Linked DNA regions of Homo sapiens: region 2 is linked to region 1. A link is an interaction called in ENCODE POLR2A ChIA-PET data of the cell type or tissue named here. Cell type or tissue: GM12878. All regions are shown on one strand.

What was found. Peaks named below come from ENCODE experiments on the same cell type or tissue, not always from the same donor. Only the 100,000 strongest peaks of a DNase experiment are listed, where the experiment ranks them.
Region 2: POLR2A ChIA-PET joins it to region 1 with 6 read pairs; 3 of 35 experiments call an interaction of 5 or more read pairs at or near these places.

The regions. Positions count from the first base shown.
Region 1 is chr20:3,022,083-3,027,082 of GRCh38, forward strand. It overlaps PTPRA (protein tyrosine phosphatase receptor type A), which reads left to right. Exons shown (of 24, transcript NM_001385305.1): 15 at 1-138; 16 at 607-742; 17 at 2,390-2,539; 18 at 4,605-4,698. Among named protein-coding and RNA genes, the nearest start is that of GNRH2, 19 kb to the right of the region's middle. RefSeq lists an enhancer at 4,807-5,000. In GM12878, no CTCF peak of the experiment used is centred here; no DNase peak of the experiment used is centred here.
Region 2 is chr20:2,952,593-2,957,592 of GRCh38, forward strand. All of the region lies in intron 3 of PTPRA (protein tyrosine phosphatase receptor type A), which reads left to right. Among named protein-coding and RNA genes, the nearest start is that of PTPRA, 82 kb to the left of the region's middle. RefSeq lists an enhancer at 2,834-2,893. In GM12878, no CTCF peak of the experiment used is centred here; no DNase peak of the experiment used is centred here; H3K27ac peaks cover 812 bases.

The sequences.
Region 1 (5,000 bases):
GCGCCTCATCACTCAGTTCCACTTTACCAGCTGGCCAGACTTTGGGGTGCCTTTTACCCCGATCGGCATGCTCAAGTTCCTCAAGAAGGTGAAGGCCTGTAACCCTCAGTATGCAGGGGCCATCGTGGTCCACTGCAGGTCAGTGTGGCCTGACCCTTGTACCCCCACCCCCACATTTCGCCCCCATGGCCAGAGCAGGGGAACAGCACAAGGGCCCTGGCTGAGGAGGCTGGCACAGAGTAGATGACCTACTGGGGCACCAGCGCAACAGCCAGAGACTCCAAGTTCTAGTGCAGGGTGGAGAATATGACTTGAGGAAGGAGGGTAGGGCAGTCCTCCAAGATTAGGAGTTGGGAGACCCTGCTATGAAGCCAAAAGACTGGGTCAAGTGCTGGCCATGTATTTTTGCAGCCTTCGGACCCTTCTAGCTGGAGGTCAGGATTCAGGACATACTGGAGTTGTTGGCTCCTGGAGAGCCCCAGCTCTACCCCATTCAGAATTAGGATTTAGACCCTGAAGGAAGAGCCCCTGCCTGTGTTGCCCCTCCCTATCTGCTCCCACAAGGCAGGCTGGCCATCCCTATAACCCCCTGCTCTCTGGCTACAGTGCAGGTGTAGGGCGTACAGGTACCTTTGTCGTCATTGATGCCATGCTGGACATGATGCATACAGAACGGAAGGTGGACGTGTATGGCTTTGTGAGCCGGATCCGGGCACAGCGCTGCCAGATGGTGCAAACCGATGTGAGTGATCTGTGGGTCAGGTGAGGGTGGGGGGTTCCAGGACTAAAACATCTGCCCACATTGAGGATTCACTCAGTCTCACAGGTTATTGTAAATGATTACTATAGAGTGTGATTGTGGGGGAAAGAAAGATAGATCACACTGTTACCGTGTCTATGTAGAAAAAGGAAGACACGAGAAACTCCATTTTGTTCTGTACTAAGAAAAATTCTTCTGCCTTGAGATGCTGTTAATCTGTAACCCTAGCCCCAACCCTGTGCTCGCAGAAACATGTGCTGTATTGACTCAAGGTTTAATGGATTTAGGGCTGTGCAGGATGTGCTTTGTTAAAAATGTGTTTGCAGGCAGTATGCTTGGTAAAAGTCATCGCCGTTCTCCAGTCTCAAGCACCCAGGGACACAATGCACTGCGGAAGGCCGCAGGGACCTCTGCCCAAGAAAGCCTGGGTGTTGTCCAAAGTTTCTCCCCACTGAGATAGCCTGAGATATGCCCTCGTGGGAAGGGAAGGGTCTGTGCTGAGGAGGATTAGTGAAAGAGGAAGGCTTCTTTGGAGTTAAGATAAGAGGAAGGCATCTGTCTCCTGCTCGTCCCTGGGAATGGAATGTCTTGGTGTAAAACCCGATCGTACATTCTATTTACTGAGATAGGAGAAAACCGCCTTATGGCTGGAGGTGAGATATGCTGGCGGCAATACTGCTCTTTACTGCACTGAGATGTTTGTGTAAAGTCAGACATAAATCTGGCCTACGTGCACATCAAGGCACAGCACCTTTCCTTAAACTTATTTATGACACAGAGTCCTTTGCTCACATGTTTTTCTGCTGACCCTCTGCCCACCATTACCCTATAGTCCTGCCACATCCCCTTAGCCGAGATAGTAGAGATAGTGATCAATAAATACTGAGGGAACTCAGAGACGAGTGCTGGCGCATGTCCTCCGTATGCTGAGCACCGGTCCCCTGGCCCACTGTTCTTTCTCTATACTTTGTCTCTGTGTCTTCTTTCTTTCCTCAGTCTCTCGTCCCACCTGACGAGAAACATCCACAGGTGTGGAGGGGCTAGCCCCTTTCATGTGATGAAGGGCTCTTATAAATTATGTATTCAAAGAAATCGAGCACAGAGGAGGTTGTGGTTTCATGCCTGGGAGAGTCAGGAAGGCAGATGACAGGTTACTGGACTTCAAAGATTAGGGAACAGGCAGCTGAAAGAGCCAGTGCCCAGAGACATGATGAAGCTCGGCCACATCTGGGAGCAGCAGTGAGATTGGCTCTGCAGTTGGGGCATAGCACCAGGAGGGAGGCAGGGACCAGACTATCACGGGCTTTGGGTGTCTCCAGTTTCTGACAGCCCCTTCAGACTATTAAATCTGCACTCTCAGAATGAACAGGAATTGAGTTTGTCCTTCTCTCCAGGCGTCCACCACCCCCAAGATAGACCTGGACCCTTCTTCCCAAGTAAAGCACCCCCACAGGGACTCCTGCATTTCAAGTCCCACTTCACTAAATTGGGATAATAAGAGGGAGTCCTTTTATTCCTGCTAGGATCAAAGGAGAAATGGACTGGAGTGAAGTGGGGGTGGGAACAGGTGATCTGGCATGAGAACTATGTTGTATGTAACCAAGAACTTCTGTGTCATTCATGTTTCAGATGCAGTATGTCTTCATATACCAAGCCCTTCTGGAGCATTATCTCTATGGAGATACAGAACTGGAAGTGACCTCTCTAGAAACCCACCTGCAGAAAATTTACAACAAAATCCCAGGGACCAGCAACAATGGATTAGAGGAGGAGTTTAAGGTGAGTTGGAGCTGGATAACCTCCTTCAGATTGAAGGATCCTTGTAATCTGGGGAACATGGGATGCCTGACTGTGCATTTGCCAACAGTAAATCCCCTTGTGAGGCATGCCAGTGGTTAAGGAGATGGTCCTTTCCTCGTACTCTGGTAACTCTCAACTCATCCTGCACGTTGGAATCACTTTGGTTGTGTTAGAGTAGGGAGAAGCAGGCAACAGTATTTTAAGGCCCCTAGCCCTCCGAGGTGATTATGATACACAGCAAGAGCAGTTTTTTCTGTAAGAGCCAGATAATAAATATTTTAGGCTTTGCAGCCCACATGGTTTCTATCCAGCTACTTAGTGCTGTCTTTGTAACACAAAGGCAGCCATAACCAATAGGTAAATATAATGAGTGTGGCTGTTTTATAAAACTTTATTTGCAGGCAGCAGGCAGCAGGCCAGATTTGGCCTCTGGACCTTAGATCACTGATAGCTCCTATATGCCACTAGACAATGGTTCTCAACACACCTAAGGCATATGTCACACTGTCATCAGTAAAAGTGCTCTCCCAGGCTGGGCACAGTGGCTCACGCCTGTAATCACAGCACTTTGGGAGGCTGAGACAGGTGGATCATGAGGTCAGGAGTTCCAGACCAGCCTGGCCAATATGGTGAAACCCCGTCTCTACTAAAAATACAAAAAGTAGCCAGGCATGATGGCACATGCCTGTAGTCCCAGCTACTCAGGAGGCTGAGGCGAGAGAATTGCTTGAACCCGGAAGGCAGAGGTTGCAGTGAGCCGAAATCATGCCACTGCACTCCAGCCTGGGCGACAGAGCGAGACTCCATCTCAAAAAAAAAAAAAAAAAAAGTGCTTTCTCAGAAGCAGGAGATTCTGGGTTGGGGTGGGGAGGACCACTTAGAGAAGTTCTTCTCAAATATAGCATGTGCACAGATTTCTTTGGGATCCTGTCAAGATGTGGGTTCTGCCAGGCACGGTGGCTAATGCCTGTAATCCCAGCACTTTGGGAGGCCAAGTCAGGCAGATCACCTGAGCTCAGGAGTTCAAGACCAGCCTGACCAACACGGAGAAACTCTGTCTCTATTAAAAATACAAAATTAGCCAGGCATGGTGGCACATGCCTGTAATCCCAGCTACTTGGGAGGCTGAGGCAGGAGAATCACTTGAACCCAGGAGGCAGAGATTGCAGTGAGCTGAGATTGTGCCACTGCACTCCAGCCTGGGTGACAGAGCAAGACTCTGTCTCAAAAAAAAAAAAAAAAAAGATATTAGGTTCTGATTCAGCAGGTATGAGTTAGAGCTTGAGATTCTGCATTTCTTTTTTTCTTTTCTTTTTTTTTGAGATGGAGTTTCACTCTTGTCACCCGGGCTGGGGTGCAATGGCGCGATCTCAGCTCACTGCAACCTCTGCCTCCCGGGTTCAAGGGATTCTTCTGTCTCAGCCTCCTAAGTAGCTGGGTCTACAGGCACGTGCCACTACCCCCGGCTAATTTTTAGTAGAGACAGGGTTTCACCATGTTGGCCATGCGGGTCTCAAACTCCTAACCTCAGTTGATTGCCCACCTTGGCCTCCCAAAGTGCTGGGATTACAGGCATGAGCCACCACGCCCGGCTTGAGATTCTGCATTTCTAATAAGGTGAAGCCAACGCTGCTGGTGTATGGGCTACACTTTGAGTAGCAAATGTCAAGAAGGAGCCTCAATCGGGAAGGGAGGATGCAATTCTGAATAAGTTTTTTTGAAGAGCCTTAGGCAGCCTCTGGGGGTGGAACTGCAGAGTGGACACACTCCCTCCTACGATGCTGGAATCCCTTGCTCCAGGATCACAAAATTCCAAGCCAGGAGAATCTCAAGAGAGTCCACAGGAGCCTGGAAGGTAGCATTTCCCAAACAGTCTCTTGGCTTCAGGGTTCCAGCTGAACATATGGGAACAGAGGTCAGGGCCCTGGTGAGAAGAGCAGTATGGAGCCAGAGTGGCCTGGAGGTGCAGGCCAAGGGACAGGCATAATCTTGTCAAGTTCAGTTACTGGGATCAGTAATGTTTCCCCTCCCCTTCCCAATTCAGAAGTTAACATCAATCAAAATCCAGAATGACAAGATGCGGACTGGAAACCTTCCAGCCAACATGAAGAAGAACCGTGTTTTACAGATCATTCCATGTAAGAGCCCTCCCGCCACTCCAAAGCCTTATTGCCCCATCCCTCAATTCCCTCCACCCCTTCCATTTCTCAGGTACTAGTTAATGATTGGCGTATAGACAAGAATCATGGCATTGCCTCTTGTTGCACCCACTTAACAACATGGCGTTGCCTTTTGTTGCACCTTAGTGGCTTCTGGAAATAACGTAAAAGCCAAAGGCTTTCTCCCTAATGAGCTAGGAACAGACATGTCCTTGCCCAGCTGGGATTCTGTCTGCCCAGGGCCTGAGGTGGGAGCAATGCAAGGAGAGGGAGAGGACAAA
Region 2 (5,000 bases), 69 kb before region 1:
TTGTAAGTATACAGTTTTGTGGTATTAAGCATAGTCACATTGTTGTGCAACCATCACCGCCATCCATCTCTGGAACTTTTTCATCCTCCCTGACTGAAATTCTGTACCCATTTAAACACTAACTTCTCATTCCCCCTTACTCCAGCCCCTGGCAACCATCGTTCTGTTTTCCTTCTCTATGAGTTTGACTGCTCTAAGTACTTCATATAAGTGGAGTCATACAATATTTTCATTTTGTGACTGGCTTATTAGTATAATGTCTTCAAGTTTCATCCATGTGGTAGCATGTGTCAGAATTTCCTTCCTTTTTAAGGCTAACATTCCATCCTATGTATATACCACATTTTATCCATTCATCTGTTGATGGACATTTAAGTTGCTTCCTCCTTTTGGCTATTGTGAATAATGCTGCTGTGAATGTTGTTGTATAAATATCTGTTCGAGTTCCTGCTTTCAATTCTTTTGAGTATGTTCCCAAAAGTAGAATTGCTGGGTCATATGTTAATACTGTATTTAGTTTTTTGAGGAATTGCCATACTGATTTCTATAGTAGTGGTACCATTTACATTCCAACCAGCAGTGTTCAGGGTTCCAATTTGTTAACATTCTTGCCAACCCTTGTTGTTTTCTGGATTTTTTTTATTTTGGGGTTTTTTATTTTATTTATTTATTTTTTTTTTGAGGCAGAGTCTCACTCTGTCACCCAGGCTGAAGTGTAGTGGCGCAATCTCGGCTCACTGCAACCTCTGCCCCCCGGGTTCAAGCGATTCTCCTGCCTCAGCCTCCGAGTAGCTGGGACTACAGGCGCGCGTTACCACGCCTGGCTAATTTTTTGTATTTTTAGTAGAGGTGGGGTTTCACTGTGTTAATCAGGATGGTCTCGATCTCCGGACCTTGTGATTCACCCGCCTCAGCCTCCCGAAGTGCTGGGATTACAGGCGTGAGCCACTATGCCTGGCCATTTTTTATTTTTAAACAATAGCCATCCTAATGGGTATGAAATAGGTTTTTTGGTGTTTTGTTTTTTTTTTTTGAGACAGAATCTTGCTGTGTTGCCCTGGCTGGAGTGTAGTGACGTGATCTCGGCTCACCTCAACCTCCGTCTCCTGGGTTCAAGCACTTCTCCTGCCTCAGACTTCCAAGTGGCTGGGACTACAGGCGCCCGCCACCACACCCAGCTAGTTTTTGTATTTTTAGTAGAGATGGGGTTTCACTGTGTTGGCCAGGCTGGTCCACGATCCATCCACCTTGGCCTCCCAAAGTGTTGGGATTACAGGGGTGAGCCACCATGCACAGCCAGGGTTTTGTTTTGTTTTGTTTTTACTATTTTTTTTTTTTTTTAGAGACAAGCTGTCTCCCAAGCTGTAGTGCAGTGGCACCATTCGTATCTCACTGTAACCTCAAACTCCTGGACCCAAGCAATCCTCCTGCCTCAGCCTTCCATGTAGCTACGTCTACAGGCATGTGCCACCATACCCGGCTAACTTTTTTTTTTTTTTTTTTTTTGAGAGTTTTGCTCTTGTTGCCCAGGCTGGAGTGCAATGGCATGATCTTGGCTCACTGCAACCTCCTCTTCCTGGGTTCAAGTGATTTTCCTGCCTCAGCCTCCTGAGTAGCTGGGATTACAGGCGCCCGCCACCACGCCTGGCTAATTTTTTGTATTTTTAGTAGAGATGGGGTTTCACCATGTTGGCCAGGCTGGGCTCGAACTCCTGACCTCAGGTGATCCACCCACCTTGACCTCCCAAAGGGCTGGGATTACAGGCGTGCGCCACCACACCTGGCCCCCAGCTAACTTTTAAATGTATTTTGTAGAGATGAGGTCTCACTGTGTTGGCCAGGCTGGTCTTGAACTTCTGAGCTCAAGTCATTCTCCCACCTCGGCCTCCCAAAGTGCTGGGATTACAGGCATGAGCCACCACACCTGGCCCCTTTGCCCATTTTAAAAATTAGGTTGTTTTTGTTGTTGTTGAGTTGTAGGAGCTCTTTGTATATTCTGCATTTCGGTTCCTTATTGGATATGTGATTGGCATACATTTTTTCCCATCCATGGATTGCTTTTTCATTCTGTTATAGTATCCTTGATTCACAGAAGTTTTTAATATTGATGAGGTCCTGCTTAGTCTGTGTTTTGTTTTGTTGCTTGTGCTTTTGGTGTTATATCCAAGAAATTTTTGCCAAATCCAAAGTCATGAAGCTTTGCCCTCTGTTTCCTTCTGAGTTTTATAGTTTTAGGACTTAAATTTAGGTTTTCGACCCATTTTTAGTTAATTTTTGCAAGTGGTATAAGGGAGGGGTCCAGCGTTATTGTTTCACGTGTAGATATACAGTTTTCTGAGTACCATTTGATGAAAAGGCTGTCCATTGAATTGCTTTTGCAACTTTTATTTGGGCATATTTATGTGAGTCTGTTACTGGTTCTATATTTTACTCCATTGATCTATGTGTCTATTCCTCTGCTAATACTGTCTTAAATATGGTAGCTATATAGTAAGCCTTAACACTGAGTAGATAGATTTCTCCCCTTTTTTTGTTCTTTTTCAAAATTGTCACTGGTTTGTTTTTATTTTTTACTTTATGCAGATAATCTGTACTATACTTTGGTTTCATGTATCAAGTAGTTTGTTCCAAGTTGTGCTTTAAGCAGAACAAATAAATTTTCATATTGTTCTTTGTGTTAATCTGCAATATAAACCTATACCAAATTCTATTTTGTGTATTTGTTTATTGTAGTAATCTGACTGACTCTTTTGCCTCCAGACTCATCTCTTTCAAGGTCCCCAACTGAATCTTGTTTTAGGTGGAACTTAGAAGCAGTAGAAGTTAAGAATCTATTTCACAGCCTTAGTAGTCTAGTTTCATTCTCTATATAATGTTGTCTATGCAAGTGAGCTGCTCTCCAGTGCCTTAGTTTCACTAATGTTGGGGAAGGTCTCTTCTCTTGTTTTGGACTTCTCTATCACATTGCCTTTCTCAAGAGAAGACATATAATGAAAGTTGATATCTGGTGTTCTAGGACTTCTTCAGAAGCTTGCCAGTTTTTCAAGCTGATTTCTCTCACTGGCAACTCTTCAGAGTGCTGTTCCTACTCCACCCTCCCCTGGTGGTATGTATCAGTTTTCTACTCATCAGCACCCACCTACTCCTGCCTACTGTGTTTCTCAGATGTCTGCTGCCTGGCTAGCTCATTGCTGCTTTTGTCACTCATAGAGCTGTCTTCTTCCCTTTTTTTGGCTTTCTGCCTGACTTCCAGGGCAGCTGCTCTGTCATTGCCTGTCTGCCATTCTGTCTTTTTTCCCCCTACCCCCCACAGATACAACATCTACTCTAATACCACACATTCTCCATGTTCAAACTAACCTCATCACTTTCCCCACCACATTCCCCAAAACTGGTCATCCTCCAGCTTATAGCATTGCAGTTCACTGAAGTTAGACATCTGGGCCTTGCTTACCTCCAACATCTCATTAGCCTTCGATTCTACCCCTATAAATCCTCTTCTCAGTCTCCTTTAGATATTCCTGCCCTGCTGTGAGATCCATCTGGTTTATTGGCTAGATTACTTCAGAAAGCTTCAGTCAGTGACCCTCCTTACTTCAAACCCCACCAGTTGATCCTTCACTCTGCCATCAGTCATTGCTTCTAAAATCTAAATTGTTCCATTTAACCTTGCTGTGATAAAACCTTTGGTAGTTCTTCAGTGTGTTCAGTGGTAAGTTAAAACTTTCACTGTAATGTACAGGCCCCTTCATGATATGATCGCTGCCTCCTCGAGCCTCATTGTGTGCATTTCCCCGCCCCACCCTTTCCTCACCCACCCTAGTCTTTCATGTCTGCCATTTTTACATTCATTTAGCAGATATTTATTGAAGCCCCCTGTGATGTCCTTACCTAGGTCTTTCTTGTTGCCAGGACCAGACAGGCTTTTTCAAGCTTCCAAGTCATCTCAGTTTGAAAGACTATGTCTGACCCTTGTCTTGGCCAATTACTCTTTATCCTTCCAAGTTCAATGATTGTCCCACTGCACTCCAACCAGAGTGAGAGAGCAAGACCCTGTCTCAGTAAATAAAAATAAATAAATAAATAAATAAATAAATAAATAAATCAGCCATAATTTATTTAATCATGTCTCTCTCCCCCATTGATAGACGTTAAGGGTATTTCCAGTATTCTTCTCTTGAAAACAATGCTACATTGAATAACCTTGTACATGGGTCACTTTGAAAGTATGGATATGTATCCGTGGAATAAGTTTCCAGAAGTGGAATTGTGTCAGAGGGGTTGTGCATTTGTAATTCTGATGAATATTTATAGATTATATGAGAGTACCTGTTTACTCAAACTCTTGCCAATGCAGCATTATCAAAGTTTTTTATGTTCGCCAGTGTGATAGATTAAAAAATGGTATCTCAGCCAGGCGCAGTGGCTCACGCCTGTAATCCCAGCACTTTGGGAGGCTGAGGCGGGCAGATCACGGGGTCAGGAGATCGAGACCATCCTGGCCAACACAGTGAAACCCTGTCTCTACTAAAAATACAAAAAATTATCCAGGCGTGGTGGCGGGCACCTGTAGTCCCAGCTACTCGGAAGGCTGAGGCAGGAGAATGGCATGAACCTGGGAGGCGGAGCTTGCACTGAGCCGAGATCGCGCCACAACATTCGAGCCTGGGCGACAGAGCGAGACTCCGTCTCAAATAATAAAAAAAAAAGATGGTATCTCAGCATTGATTTCTTTGATCATCAGTGAGGTTGAGCATCTTTTCATAGATTTAAGAGAACTGTATGGTTTTTTGTGAGTTATGTTTCATATCGTTTACCCATTTTACTTTTAGGCTGGAAGCAGCTGTTTTAGTGGAATGGTGGAACAAGAAGCCAGATTGCCATGGAGAGACAACTCTTTCTAGAGATTTGGCTATGAAGCAGAGTAGAGACAATGATAGCTGAAGGATTGATGTAGATGCAAAGAAATTTTTCATCTTCTTTGAAAACTTAATTGTGTT